Linked DNA regions of Homo sapiens: regions 1 and 3 are each linked to region 2. A link is a contact called in ENCODE Hi-C data. All regions are on one chromosome and are shown on one strand. The core of a region is the stretch at or near the end of the contact, and the rest is flanking DNA. Distances in the headings are between cores, read along the strand shown. Region 1 overlaps LAMA2 (laminin subunit alpha 2). Region 2 has its middle 39 kb from the start of SAMD3. Region 3 holds the start of EPB41L2 (erythrocyte membrane protein band 4.1 like 2).

Region 1 (3,977 bases), core at 508-3,007, 770 kb before region 2:
TTGTTTTCATTGTTCTGAATGTATGTGAGATCTGTAATAACATCCTTTCATCACAGATGAGAAAATATTAACTAACCTGCCCAAAATCATGTACTACAAATAACAGGACCAGGTATTAAATGAGATGATATATTTGACTTAAATACCTCCATCTATGCACAGCCAATAGATTATTCTTACATTTTTGTGTGACCATAAAGGTTTATATTACTAAATGTTGATTATGATGTATGATTATTAATTTGGAGATATTTGCATTATCCCAACACTTTTCAGATTTTCAGACTATGCATGTCAGTCATCATTTCTTTTCCTAAAATCCTGGACAAAATGATAGCTTTAATACCGCCTCACAAAATAATTGGATTTTCACCAAACTGGGGGCCAAGCTTCTCAAGAAGCTCCTTCTCCCTTGTCCTCTGCCTCTCTTTACTCCTCCTCCCTCATTCTCTCTCCCTTCCACCCCTTCATCTGGAAAAATCTCCCTTTAGTCACTTTGGTATCTAATTTCTTGGCACTCCAGTGACCTCTGCCTCCTATATCTGCTTTGTCCTCTGATCCTTCTCCTGGCATCCGCCTTGGTGGCCAGCAGTTCTTACTGGACAAAAACATCAAACCCTAAGAGCCTGAAGTAGTTACTTAAGCAAATAGGACAAGCAACTGAACTGAGTTTTTCTTCTGGGAAAGCTTTCTTCACACAGGTACAGAAATAGGCTAAAGGTCAGGAAGTAGGGTGAGATATTTTAGGAGTCATTTGGGGTTTCCAGAATGAGATAAAGATTTTAACACTGAACCCTAAATATTTTCTTTCTTAACATCCAAAGTATGTTCAAACAGAAAAAAGATTAGATTCTATTTATTATGTAAATTACAAACATTAGGACACATTTCTCTTAATATCTTCTTCCACGTATGCAATCCAACTGATATGGTTTTAAAAAAAATCTTAAACCCACATTCCAAACAAATAAGAAATAGGGTATAAGTAATCAAGTAATTATGAAACTCTAAGAATCAGCCACTGAAACTGTAAAAAAAAAAAATAAAGCTGACCTATTACAATACTAAAGTAATACAAAGTTTAATGTACCTTTTTGCACATAGCAGGCCTCAGTAAAAAGCTGTTAAATAAATACTTTTTAAAAATGGAAAACACACCAGAATCATAATGGACATATTGGCAATGTCCTTCTCAATAAAAACTAAAGAAATGATCTAGATTTGATGTTCCTAAAAGGTAAAATAGGAGCAGGATTTAGCTGTAGTTTTCTAGCAATGCCCTTTTTAAGTAATACAGCCTCAGGGCAATCCCTTAATTAATATTTTCCGCTGTTTGAAGTAGGTATTTTTATCTCCATCTTATAAATGAATGAAATGGACCTGAGCATGATTAAATAACTTGCCCAAGGTCACACAGCTAGTAAGCTTCCACACTAGTACTTAATTCCAGTATGTTCCTCCTGAAAGCCCACACTCATTCTCCATCACCACCCTGTGAATTGGTTTAAAAAAAATAAGGGTCACTATGATGGTCCTTGTGGCAGAACCACACTACAGAGAGAGGCTACACCAGAAAGAGGAAGGCCTCTAGCTTTTTAAAATTCTAATCAAGAACAGAGATTTACTCTCCTTGGACAATCTTTAACAGAGGCTTATATCCTTCATTAAAACCTTAGAAGCCCTGTGATATCATGTTGCTAAGAAGAGGCTGCTTTCAGCTAAAGGGGAAAAAGAGTGTAGGGGAGGGGCTTCTCAGTGAGTCACACATACCCGGAAGTGAGTGGTTTTCTGAAATTCTCGTCTCAGGAAACCACCGACACTCTTAGCAAGGAAGCTGAACCTCCTGGGTTTTGCCAACACATTTTTCCATAGTTTGGTAAAGAAAGAAACCTCAAAAGTATGTCATTTCCCCCTATTTTCTCTTTGAAACTAAATTTTACCGGTCCCTTCTTCACCCCCTTAACAGTGACGTTTTTGAGCCACAGCGAAATCCATTTTTTGTCCCTTTCTCTTACTTTTGAATTATCTTACTTGTAAAGTGCCAATTCAGAGCATCTTTACCCTGGCTTATTGTTTTTTCCAGTTCTACATGTGGTTTTACTTCTTTATAAAGTCAAGTAAGAGGGTACTTTAGGACTGAGGTTTCCATCCAAGTACTCCGGTTTTCTCTCCAGATATGAAGTAAGTTTTCAGTAATCCATTCATGATCCCCAGGCTAGTGACTAATGCTTATGACTAATAGCACCATGATGACTGTTAAGACCGAAACTCAAAACTTGCTTCCGGAACAAAAGAGAAAATGCCTTTGGTCATTTTCATCAGAACTCTTTGTCTCCTTCTGATTCTTGGCCCAGGGATCCAAGGATTGTTGTAAATAAGTAGCATGAGGTTCTCAATTAGCAGTGTGTGAGTTCTCTCTCATAAGCAAATTAGGAAAATTAATGAAACAGCCACTAAGGAAAATCATTGCAAGGAACAATTAGCAGGGTGTCCTTGCCTGCCTCTTCTATTCAAAAGCCATCAGCTACATTCTTTATAAAAGGTGCTTTAAGTGTTTGCTGTTGATTCCTGCAATCTAAGCTCTCAGGAGCATGGTTTGTTCCCTAGCAAGAAGATAATAGCCAGCACAACCCAAGGAAGACCCCATGCTTTGCTAAACCTGCCAACCCTTATACGGTTAGACATTACTGCACACTGCAGAAGCCTCAGTTCTCACAGGCTCATGTGTTGGGCTGCACAGCGCTGTTGTCAGCTCTACAAGAGGCTAATGTTGCAGTGCGCCATGACCTGGTTTCAGTAAACTTTCAGGAAGAGTGAACGAGGGAGTCATGGAACGAGATCCTGAGAACAGCGTTTGCTTAGTGTAGAATTCCTAAGCATCCAATTTTGGCTCCCTTAAAAGCTATGGTTGAGAGGGGTGAAGGGTGGCAGGAAAGAATTTGATTTCCAACTGTATTGAATCAGATGTGACTTATACTTGTTTATTTTTAATATTTTATCAGCATCTTTACAGTTCAAGTGGATGAAAACAGAAGATACATGCAAAACCTGACAGTTGAACAGCCTATCGAAGTTAAAAAGCTTTTCGTTGGGGGTGCTCCACCTGAATTTCAACCTTCCCCACTCAGAAATATTCCTCCTTTTGAAGGCTGCATATGGAATCTTGTTATTAACTCTGTGTAAGTGGATCTCCTCATTACTACTACTAATTTTTTATTTTTATTTCTTGCTATTAGGGGTCCCAATGCATCTACATTGTCTACAGCTATGCAGGGGAGGAGGGAAACAATGAGGATCTTCAACTTAGACTGAGAAAAGCACACTAATGGACTTAAAAAGGCATGCGGGGATTGGGCTTAATTGTAAGGAAGCAAAAAAACGAAAATAAAAAAATCTTATTTATTACATTCTATTAGCCCCATGGACTTTGCAAGGCCTGTGTCCTTCAAAAATGCTGACATTGGTCGCTGTGCCCATCAGAAACTCCGTGAAGATGAAGATGGAGCAGCTCCAGCTGAAATAGTTATCCAGCCTGAGCCAGTTCCCACCCCAGCCTTTCCTACGCCCACCCCAGTTCTGACACATGTAAGTGTTTATATTATCCCCATTGCTTTCTAATTTTTACCCAGTATTCTGAGTCATTTCAGAAGGAAGATTATTCAGGATATCTAGTACACTCTGATATTAGAATTGAAAGAAATATAACCTATCTAAACCTATTCTTACATCTTCATTGAATGACTTACCTATATTTCCATCTTCAATTTTGTTTACAAAACAGTACATTTTCAGTTGAAATGTTGGAAAACACAGAAATATCCAGAATCATGAATAAAAGACACTTATAATACCATGACAGAGGCAACCATGTTGGTTTCCAGGCCCTTTTATCTGCATAGTAGATGTCCTACCTTGTATACAATTTGGTGTCCTGTTTTTAGAAACTAGTAATACACCACTAAAACTGTTTCTAGGCC
Region 2 (4,166 bases), core at 181-2,680:
ATAAAATTTCAGCATGAGATTTGGAAGGGACAAACATTCAAACCATAGAAACACATAAATGATCAAAAGATACAGTGAATAGAAACAGGCCCTTTACCATTGTCTCAGTACCCGATTTAGAGGAAAAGGCCTGCCAGGTCAGAGGAGCACAAAACCTGGACTCAATGTATTTTTTTTAACAAAACTTTTTATTTTGAGATAACTGTGCACTCATGTGCAAAGTTATAGGAAGTAACACAGAGAGAGCCTGCCTATCCTTTACCCAGATTCCTCTAGTGATAACATCTCACAAAACTTTAGTACAATGCTAAAAACAAGATATTGACATTAACTTAATCCACTGAAATTGTTCAATTTTTTTTTGTTTTACTTGTGCTCATTTGTGTGCTGCATTTAGTTCTCTGCAATTTTATCACGTGTTTCAGGTATCTACCACAGTCAAGATAAGAATAAGTACATCATCACAAGGATTCTTCAGTTTTTTGGCCATTTTCTAATTAGTCTTTTGAACTATTGAGTTCTTAGAGTCCTTTCTATATCATAGATACAGTCACATACTGCATAATAATGTTTTGTTCAACAATGGACTACATATAGTGAGAGAATAGAGACAGACCCTCTCATATTGTTTTATACTCAGAAAAGGAAAGAGAAGTGAAACTAAAGGCAGGTAGCCCGGTGCCTAGGAACCAGACCCAAAACCAAGGAACCAGACCTGAAACCAGGCCTGGGCCTGCCTGACCTAAGCCTGGTGGTTAAAATTCAACCCCAGACCTAGCAACTGATGTTATCTATAGATTCCAGACATTGTATAGAAAGACATTGTGAAACTTCCTGGTCTGTTCTGTTTCACTCTGACCACCAGTGCATGCAGCCCCTGTCACGTACCTCTTGCTTGCTCAGTTGATCACGACCCTCTCTCACGGACCCCCATAGAGTTGTGAGCCCTTAAAAGGGACAAGAATTGCTCACTTGGGGAGCTTGGCTCTTGAGACAGGAGTCTTGCCAATGCTCCCGGCTGAATAAACCCCTTCCTTCTTTAACTCAGTGTCTGAGGAGTTTTGTCTGCAGCTGGCCCTGCTACATTTCTTGGTTCCCTGACCGGGAAGCAAGGTGATTGGCGAATGGTCGAGGCAGCTCCTTAGGTGACTTAAGCCTGCCCTGTGGAACATCCCTGCAGGGGACTCCAACCAGCCCAAGCCATGCGGATCCTGAGAGCACTCCCGGGTAGGCATTTGCCCAGTGAGACGCCTCACCAGAGCAGTGTGTGGCAGCCCCCTGTGGAGGATCAACGCAGTGGCTGAACACCGGGAAGGAACTGGTACTTGGAGTCTGGACATCTGAAACTTGGTAAGACTAGTCTTTGGAACTTGCCTACTCTGTTTGAGTGGAAGTGTGGTCTGATGACCCACGGTGTACCTTTATCGGCACTTTGGTTTGGTTTTGGTTTTGGTTTTGACTCGGTTTGAATTGCTTGACAGGACTGGTCTTGGGAACTTGCCCACTCCATTTGAGTGGAAGTGTGGCCTGATCACCCACAGCATGCCTTTATTGGCACTTTGGTTTTGGTTTTGGTTTTGACTTGGTTTGAATTGCTTGACAGGACCGGTGTTGGGAACTTGCCTACTCCATTTGAGTGGAAGCGTGGCCTGATCACCCACGGCGTGCCTTTATCAGCACTTTGGTTTTGGTTTTGGTTTTGACTTGGTTTGAATTGCTTGACAGGACCGGTCTTGGGAACTTGCCTACTCCATTTGAGTGGAAGCGTGGCCTGATCACCCACGGCGTGCCTTTATCGGCACTTTGGTTTTGGTTTTGACTTGGTTTGAATTGCTTGACAGGACCGGTCTTGGGAACTTGCCTACTCCATTTGAGTGGAAGCATGGCCTGATCACCCACGGTGTGCCTGTACCAGCACTTTGGTTTTTGTTTTTGACTTGACTTGGATTGCTTGATACTTTGGTTTTGATTTCTGGATACTCTGATTTTGGTTTTGATTTTGATTTGGTGTAAACTGCAAAAGTGTGTGTGTGCCCTTTTTACCCATTCTTTGTTTTGTGGTGTGTGTGTGGTGTGAGCGTGGTGTTTTGTCTCGAAGAAGCATGGGTCAGGCACAAATAAGCTCACCCTACTAGGAACTATGTTGAAAAATTTCAAAAAGGATTTAAAGGAGACTATGTAGTACTATGACACCAGGAAAACTTAAAACTTTGTGTAAAATAGACCAGCCAGCATTAGAGGTGGGTTGGCCATCAGAAGGAAGCCTGGACAGGTCCCTTGTTTCAAAGGTATGGCACAAGGTAACCTGTAAATCCCGGGCATCCAGACCAGTTCCCATACATAGACACTTGGTTACAGCTGGTTTTAGATCTCTCCACAGTGGTTCAAAGAACTGCATTATAAGCCAGGCAGAGAGAGACAGAGAGAGAGACAGAGAGGAGAAAGAGAGAGGCAGAGAAAGAGAGGAAGAGACAGAGCCAAAAGGAAAGTCAAAGAGAGAAAGACAAAGTCAAAGAGAGATATATACAAGTAGTTAAGAAAAAAAAAATGGTGTACCCTATTCCTTTAAAAGCCAAGGTAAATTTAAAACCTGTAATTGATAATTGAAGGTATTCTTCGTAAGCCTATAACACTCCAATACCACTTTGTTGTCAGTGTAAACAAGGGCATATCTCGAAAGCACTGAGGCCTTCCTATCAAAAATCCTTGACCCAGTAACCTGTGGATGGCCCAAATGCATTCAATTTGTAGTGGCAACTGCTTTGCTAACAGAAAAAAAGTAAGAAAAAAAAAAACTTTTAGAGGAAACCTCATTGTGAGCACACCTCACTAGTTCAGTTCAGAGCTATCCTAAATCAAAAAGGCAAAAAAGTAGCTTACTAACTCAAAAATCTTAAAATATGGGGCTATTCTGTTAGAAAAAAAAAAAAGGAAATTCCCTTAACCCAGCAGGTTTCCTAACAAGGGATTTAAATCTTAATTACCATACAAAGGTCCAACCAGACCTAAGAGGAACTCCCTTCAGGACAGGATGATGGATGGTTCCTCCCAGGTAATTGAAAAAAAAAAAGGTTATAAAAGGAAATTCATGCAAGAAATGTTGTATAATTTAAAAGTAATTAGGCCTCCTAAATGTAAAACTATTAAAGAAACAGTTTATGTGCAAGGTATATAAAGAAATTAAAATATACTTCTAGTAGTAAGAATTATAAGGAGCCATAAGAATGTAAAGCTTTACCTACATTAAAAGGTTATAAATATGTATATTTTGTTTTAAAGGTTTAATCAAGTTTCAAAATGTTAATTGAAAAAAAATTCTGTGTGTAGACATTGGCCAAAGTTAAAGAGGTATCATCCAGTTTTTCTGTAAACTGGACATAAAAATAAAAGCATAACAGGTTTTCCTTAAAACACAAACCTGCTCTTTAGCAAAAATTATAAAAGGTTAAAAAGAATCTATAAAATCTTACCTTATAGTCAAATATTAAAAATTGGATAAATGTCTACAAGGTTTTATTAAAATTAGGTTTAACATTAATAACACACTAATATAAATGTAAAATTTAACTTATCTGGTATAAAAATCATACAGGAAGCATTGTTAAATGTAAAATGGTATTTGGCTTTCTTTGGTTTAAAACCTAATAAAAATAGGTGCTAAAGGAAATTTCTCAGTAAAAAAGCACTAAGGACTATAAAGTCCACTGCCAAGGTCCCCACATTTAAAACAAAAGATCAATTTCTTAAAAATTATATACTTGGTTTATCTTCCACTTTCCTTTCCCTCAAAAACTAAAAGTCTTTTAGCACTTGTACCACCCTTAGAATTTCCGGTAAACCAGAGCCAGCCTGAAGATCACGTTCTCGTCAAAAGGTGGAAAGAAGAAAAACTCGAGCCAGCCTCAGAAGGACCCTACCTTGTGCTGCTAACCACCAAGAATGCTGTTCATACAGCAAAAAAGGATAGACTCATCATGCCCGACTCAAGAAAGCGCCACCCCCTCCAGAGTCGTGGGCCATAGTCCCAGGGGAAAACCCTACCAAACTAAAGCTAAGAAAAATTTAACTCGTTTCATCTACGCTATTACTCTTTCTTCTTTCCTCGTTCTATTGCTGACCATCTAGTTATTAACATAACCAAGTCAATTTCGCCTCAAACTATTGCA
Region 3 (4,331 bases), core at 1,789-4,288, 800 kb after region 2:
AAAACCTTCAAAAATATTTAGCATTCTGCTATATAAAATATAAACCCTATATTCCTAAATGAAATGGCAAAGATACAACCTTTGTAGTTCACCAGCCACAGTAATATGAGAGGGGTGATTCAGGGCAGAACCTGATGTTAAACATAACTGTACAATATTACTAATTACAGAGAAATTGTACCAATAAATATTTTGGTTGTGGACTGCTTTGTCATCTTTGCAAGTATTTTTAGTTGAAAGCAAGTGGTTGGGTAGTACACGTGGACATGGTTCTGATTTTTAAATACCTATTTTTACATTCTGGTCACTGGTTAGGTTTTCTAAACTCAATTCCTTAGAACTAGTAATTTGGAAAGGGTAAGCCACAAGAATGTTACGTTAAGAAGCCAAGGATCTAACTAGCTCAGCAACTCAGATCAGCACAAAACTCATTTGGAAACCTCCAAGTGCTAGCATTATCTAATGATGGACCCAGGCAGTCAGTAAATCGTTAAGAACAGGTATGAAAGTGAGCAAACTGCCCTAAAGCTATCTCCTGAAAAACAGCAAGAGATATCTGAACTTCCTTCTTTTATATTTAGATGGTTATTTTTTTGGTGGCCTCTCTTCAGATTCATCCCCTAAATTAAATTTGCTTCTTTCTACTTGGACTTAAATTTCAGATTTGAAATATACACACTTAGTTGCTACAAAATGCTCCCTGGCAGTTTACATTTTTTACAAAAGTTAGGAAAAATTTTACTGAAATTATAGCTTTAACTGATTTTTTAAAATCACTTTTAATCTTTTTTAAGGATCACCATGCAACGTAGATATATGAAGAGTTCGAGGGACGTGGCTCAATTCATCCACGAATTTTCTTTCGAAGGTTTTTGCAAAAAGTGCTCTCAACTACTTGGACTAGTGGTTAAAGATTAAAGAACTGTTATGACTAAGTCTTTCTTACAGAGGGATGTTTTAAAAGGAAAGAAACCGTCCCTTCCCGTTACTCTAAATGAGCAGCCTCTTGTTCTCGGCAGTCTGTCTGCACACAAGACCACTACTGACTTCAGTGGGAATTCTGCCCAAGAAGTGAGGAAGACAGGATAGGATTAAATTAGCGCTAAATCCACACCATTGTTCCAAGCCATTACCACTTGTACAGTTCTCCAATAACCTCCAAAGAATAGATATCTGAAGTTTGATGGTGGTTCTTAAATTGAATTAAAAGAATGACCACTCGAGCTCTGACAGGTGACACAGCATAGCTCTTCAAAAGTTGTGTCAAACTCACAGCCTAACGGATGGAGCCAGTTGGCCCTTATCACAATTCAAGATTGCATTGCAATGCAGCCCCCATCAGTGGCTGCAACAGCCACCCAGTGATTTCTCACAGCAATGAGCCTGCAAAGGGAAACTGAATAGGATTAAGCACTATTCGTTCCCCCACTGAAACCTGTTCAAAGCTTGAGAATTCTAAATCCTAGCCCCTGCAGCATAGAAACTGACTCAGTTTCCCTCAACTGCTAAGTCCAAGGTGAAATCTGACAGAACACCAACTGAAATGCTAATTCTCAACAGCGTTATAAAGAGACCAGATAAATAATGTATTCCGTTGAAAAAAACAATAAAAACGTAGGGTGGGGGAGGAAATAAAGACTGAAAAACTGAGGGGAAAACCGCGAAAGTCGTTTTTTTAAAACAGCTTAAATAACAGTAACAAGAGGAACAAGACGCCTGGCACACACATGCCATTTCAGAGGCAAGAAGTTCAAGAAACTGGGGAAAGATGTGATTCAGAAAAGCGAAAATATAGCCACAGCTCCTCTAGATTCCACCTTCTCTCCCATCCACCCAGGGATCTTAAAATTAAGGGCAGCTGTGGTGTTGATGGGGCAATTCAATGAAAGACTACCCGGGTCCGTAGGGAGGGCTCCATACGCAGACCCCTCCCCAAAATAATAGACTCTAGGCAGTAGTTCTTCTCACCAAACCTCATTTTATTTATACATATATATAAAAAAAAAAACTTGACCTCAGGGGAGGTGAGCGATCTAGAGAAGCATAACTGATGTCCCACCACAGACCTCAGGCTGCTGGGGGCAGCGTCTGCGCCTGGGGATGGCGTCCCCAGACGCCGACTTCAACCCTGTCGCGCTCCTTTAGGTTCTCCTCGCCCTTCCCCGCTGCTCACCTAAAAATGCTCCCAACCCTCGGCCCCCAGGCGCAGGAGGAGAAAAAACAAGCCATCTGTGGTGAGATGGCCTGGGTGTGGGAATTGTAAGGATCGGAGCACGAAACACGCGTCCCTCTCCGCAGCTCCCAGACGGCGCAGGCGGCAGCTGGGGGCGCGGACGCGAGCCTACAGCGGGCCCGACCCGCACCGCGCGTGGGGCTGGCGCGCCGCCCTCGCCCGGCTTCCCGCAGTCCCCACGCGCGCGGCCGGCCCGCGCTTCCCCTCCTAAAACCTTCCTCCTGAAGGGCGACGCCGCGGCCGACCCCCTCCCCGCGGGGGGGATGGAGCCGGATTTTTCCCGCTGTTGCTCCACGGGGCCCGGACGCGTGACCTGAGCCCACGGCACCCCGGGGGGGACGGCGTCCTCCCCGTGCCCCCGCCTTTCCTGGCTCCGCCGGGACGCGGCCCCGGTCCCCCGGAAGAGGGAAGAGGGGGACCGCGGGGAGCAGCGAAGCCGGGATCCGGCCCGGAGCAACAGGACCCGGACCCCCGGGCAAGAATCGGGTCGGGCAGAGACCGGGAAGGAAAGGAGAGAGGGAGCCGCAGAAAATCCCAAAGCCGGGCCCCCTCTCCCCGCCCCCCATCCCGGTGGGACCGTCCCGCCACCGCTTCCTGCCCGGAATCAGCTTCCCAGCTGCAGCCAGAGGAAAAATCTGAGCCGCCCCTGCAACCCCACACTGACCAGTCGCCCGGCCCGTGCAGCCCCGCACGCCTCCTTACCCCGACGCCGTACCTCAGGAGCTCGCTCGCCGCGGGACCCGTCCCTCTTCAGTCCCAGCCGCCGGCAGCCGCGCCTGCCTCCTCCCTCCGCTAGGTTTCAAATTGAAATTCCCTGACTGGGGCCGTCAGAGGACTCTGAGGGCCGGCCCCGCCCCCTCGCGGCGGAAGCCCCTCCCGCGACCCCGCCGGACGAGCCCCCGGCGCGGAAACCCCCGCGGGCGGTCCCGCCCCCGACGCCCAGGCCCCGCCCCTGCGCGGGCGGGGGACCTTTCCCGCGGGATTCGGCAAGCGCGGCCGCGGAGACCCGGGGGTGGAGGACGTCTTTCGCCCTCAGGGCAGCCCGGATGACAGCTAATGCGCCTGGGCAAGGCGTTCTCAACTGCGATTCCCGGCCTTAAATGTCCTCTCAACTTTTAAAAGTTATTTATTCAAAGTGCATTTGCTGACTAAACCTTCACTGAGCGCCTTCCTAGAGGTAAACACTGGAGCAGAGCCTGGAGATGCAGAATAAGGAAAACTGGGTCTCCCTCAGTCTAGAGTGGAAAAAGTGCTTTCACAGGAAGGGCATTGAAAAGGAACCATTTATTCTTCCTGTGGGAGGGACAGGAGGGGTTGGGGAAACCCCGTGGAGGAAAGGCCTCCCCAGAGTAAGTAGGATTTCTCTGGGCAGAGGCCTGGGAATCTGGATTGCAGAGCATGACCACGGGTGAAGAAGAGTCTGGAAAAAACCTAGTTTGGGGCTAAATTGTGGAAAGCCACAAGCACACACACGCTACCCTTCTGGTTCTTTTCTTTTGTACAATGAGGTCAATATGTTTCAGATTCAATATATTTCATCTTTTGAAGGTTTGCACGTCAAGCTGGTGTCAAACAACGTGTCCAGCTCACTGCCTCCAGCATCTGCCTCACACGCACCTCTTATCCCTTTTACTCCTCCCACTTTTATTGAGGTCTTTAGTGATTCCACCACAGCCAAAGTCGTCTCCCTTTCTTTCCTAAACAGAACCTTTTCCAAAATTAACAATGTCAAATGAAACCTCAGTAACAATACCTTCCAGTTAACAAAATACATTCACATATTTTATCATCATTTGATCCTCACAATCACCCTATGAAAAAGGCAGGCACGTTTGAGCTCCATTACATCAAAAAGATTTGGGAAGATAAATTATTTGCCAAGGTCCTTCTAGTAAATAATACAAATAATAATAGTTAAGGTTGATTGTGTGCTTTATGTGCTAGGCATTGTTCTAAGTCCCTTACATGTATTAATTTAATCACAATCCCATATGCTAAGTATACAAGTTAAATTTTATAAGGTGTGCTAAAACAGAGCAGAAATCTGATTAGACAGCAATTCTGGTAAAGGAGACCTGGGAATTTAATGAGAAAATAC

The links. Hi-C counts contacts between places; a loop is a spot of excess contacts on that map. Pooled maps may share reads with other maps.
Region 1: a loop to region 2 is called in a pooled map, with 16 times the contacts of the local background. The contact joins two enhancer-like sites. A Hi-C loop is called at or near these places in 6 of 37 single-sample maps with no recorded cell type and 4 of 50 pooled maps.
Region 3: a loop to region 2 is called in a pooled map, with 16 times the contacts of the local background. The contact joins the promoter of EPB41L2 here to the enhancer-like site in region 2. A Hi-C loop is called at or near these places in 12 of 37 single-sample maps with no recorded cell type and 5 of 50 pooled maps.

The regions. Positions count from the first base shown.
Region 1 is chr6:129,488,899-129,492,875 of GRCh38, forward strand. LAMA2 (laminin subunit alpha 2) reads left to right here. Exons shown (of 65, transcript NM_000426.4): 57 at 3,003-3,179; 58 at 3,417-3,585. LOC102723409 (a long non-coding RNA gene) reads right to left here. Exons shown (of 8, transcript XR_001743860.2): 8 at 3,584-3,977. Among named protein-coding and RNA genes, the nearest start is that of ARHGAP18, 220 kb to the right of the region's middle. RefSeq lists an enhancer at 1,674-2,873. Within about 2 kb of position 1,758, at least 21 of the 41 ENCODE cell types and tissues checked have a DNase peak (open chromatin) inside an H3K27ac peak, as active enhancers do.
Region 2 is chr6:130,259,526-130,263,691 of GRCh38, forward strand. It overlaps a transcript of SAMD3 not described here. Among named protein-coding and RNA genes, the nearest start is that of SAMD3, 39 kb to the left of the region's middle. RefSeq lists enhancers at 838-977, 1,198-1,317. Within about 2 kb of position 1,431, at least 5 of the 41 ENCODE cell types and tissues checked have a DNase peak (open chromatin) inside an H3K27ac peak, as active enhancers do.
Region 3 is chr6:131,060,207-131,064,537 of GRCh38, forward strand. EPB41L2 (erythrocyte membrane protein band 4.1 like 2) reads right to left here and starts at 3,039. Exons shown (of 20, transcript NM_001431.4): 1 at 2,949-3,039. It overlaps LOC105378004 (a long non-coding RNA gene), which reads left to right and starts at 3,197. Exons shown (of 3, transcript XR_942993.3): 1 at 3,197-3,410. RefSeq lists silencers at 2,496-2,595, 2,936-3,275.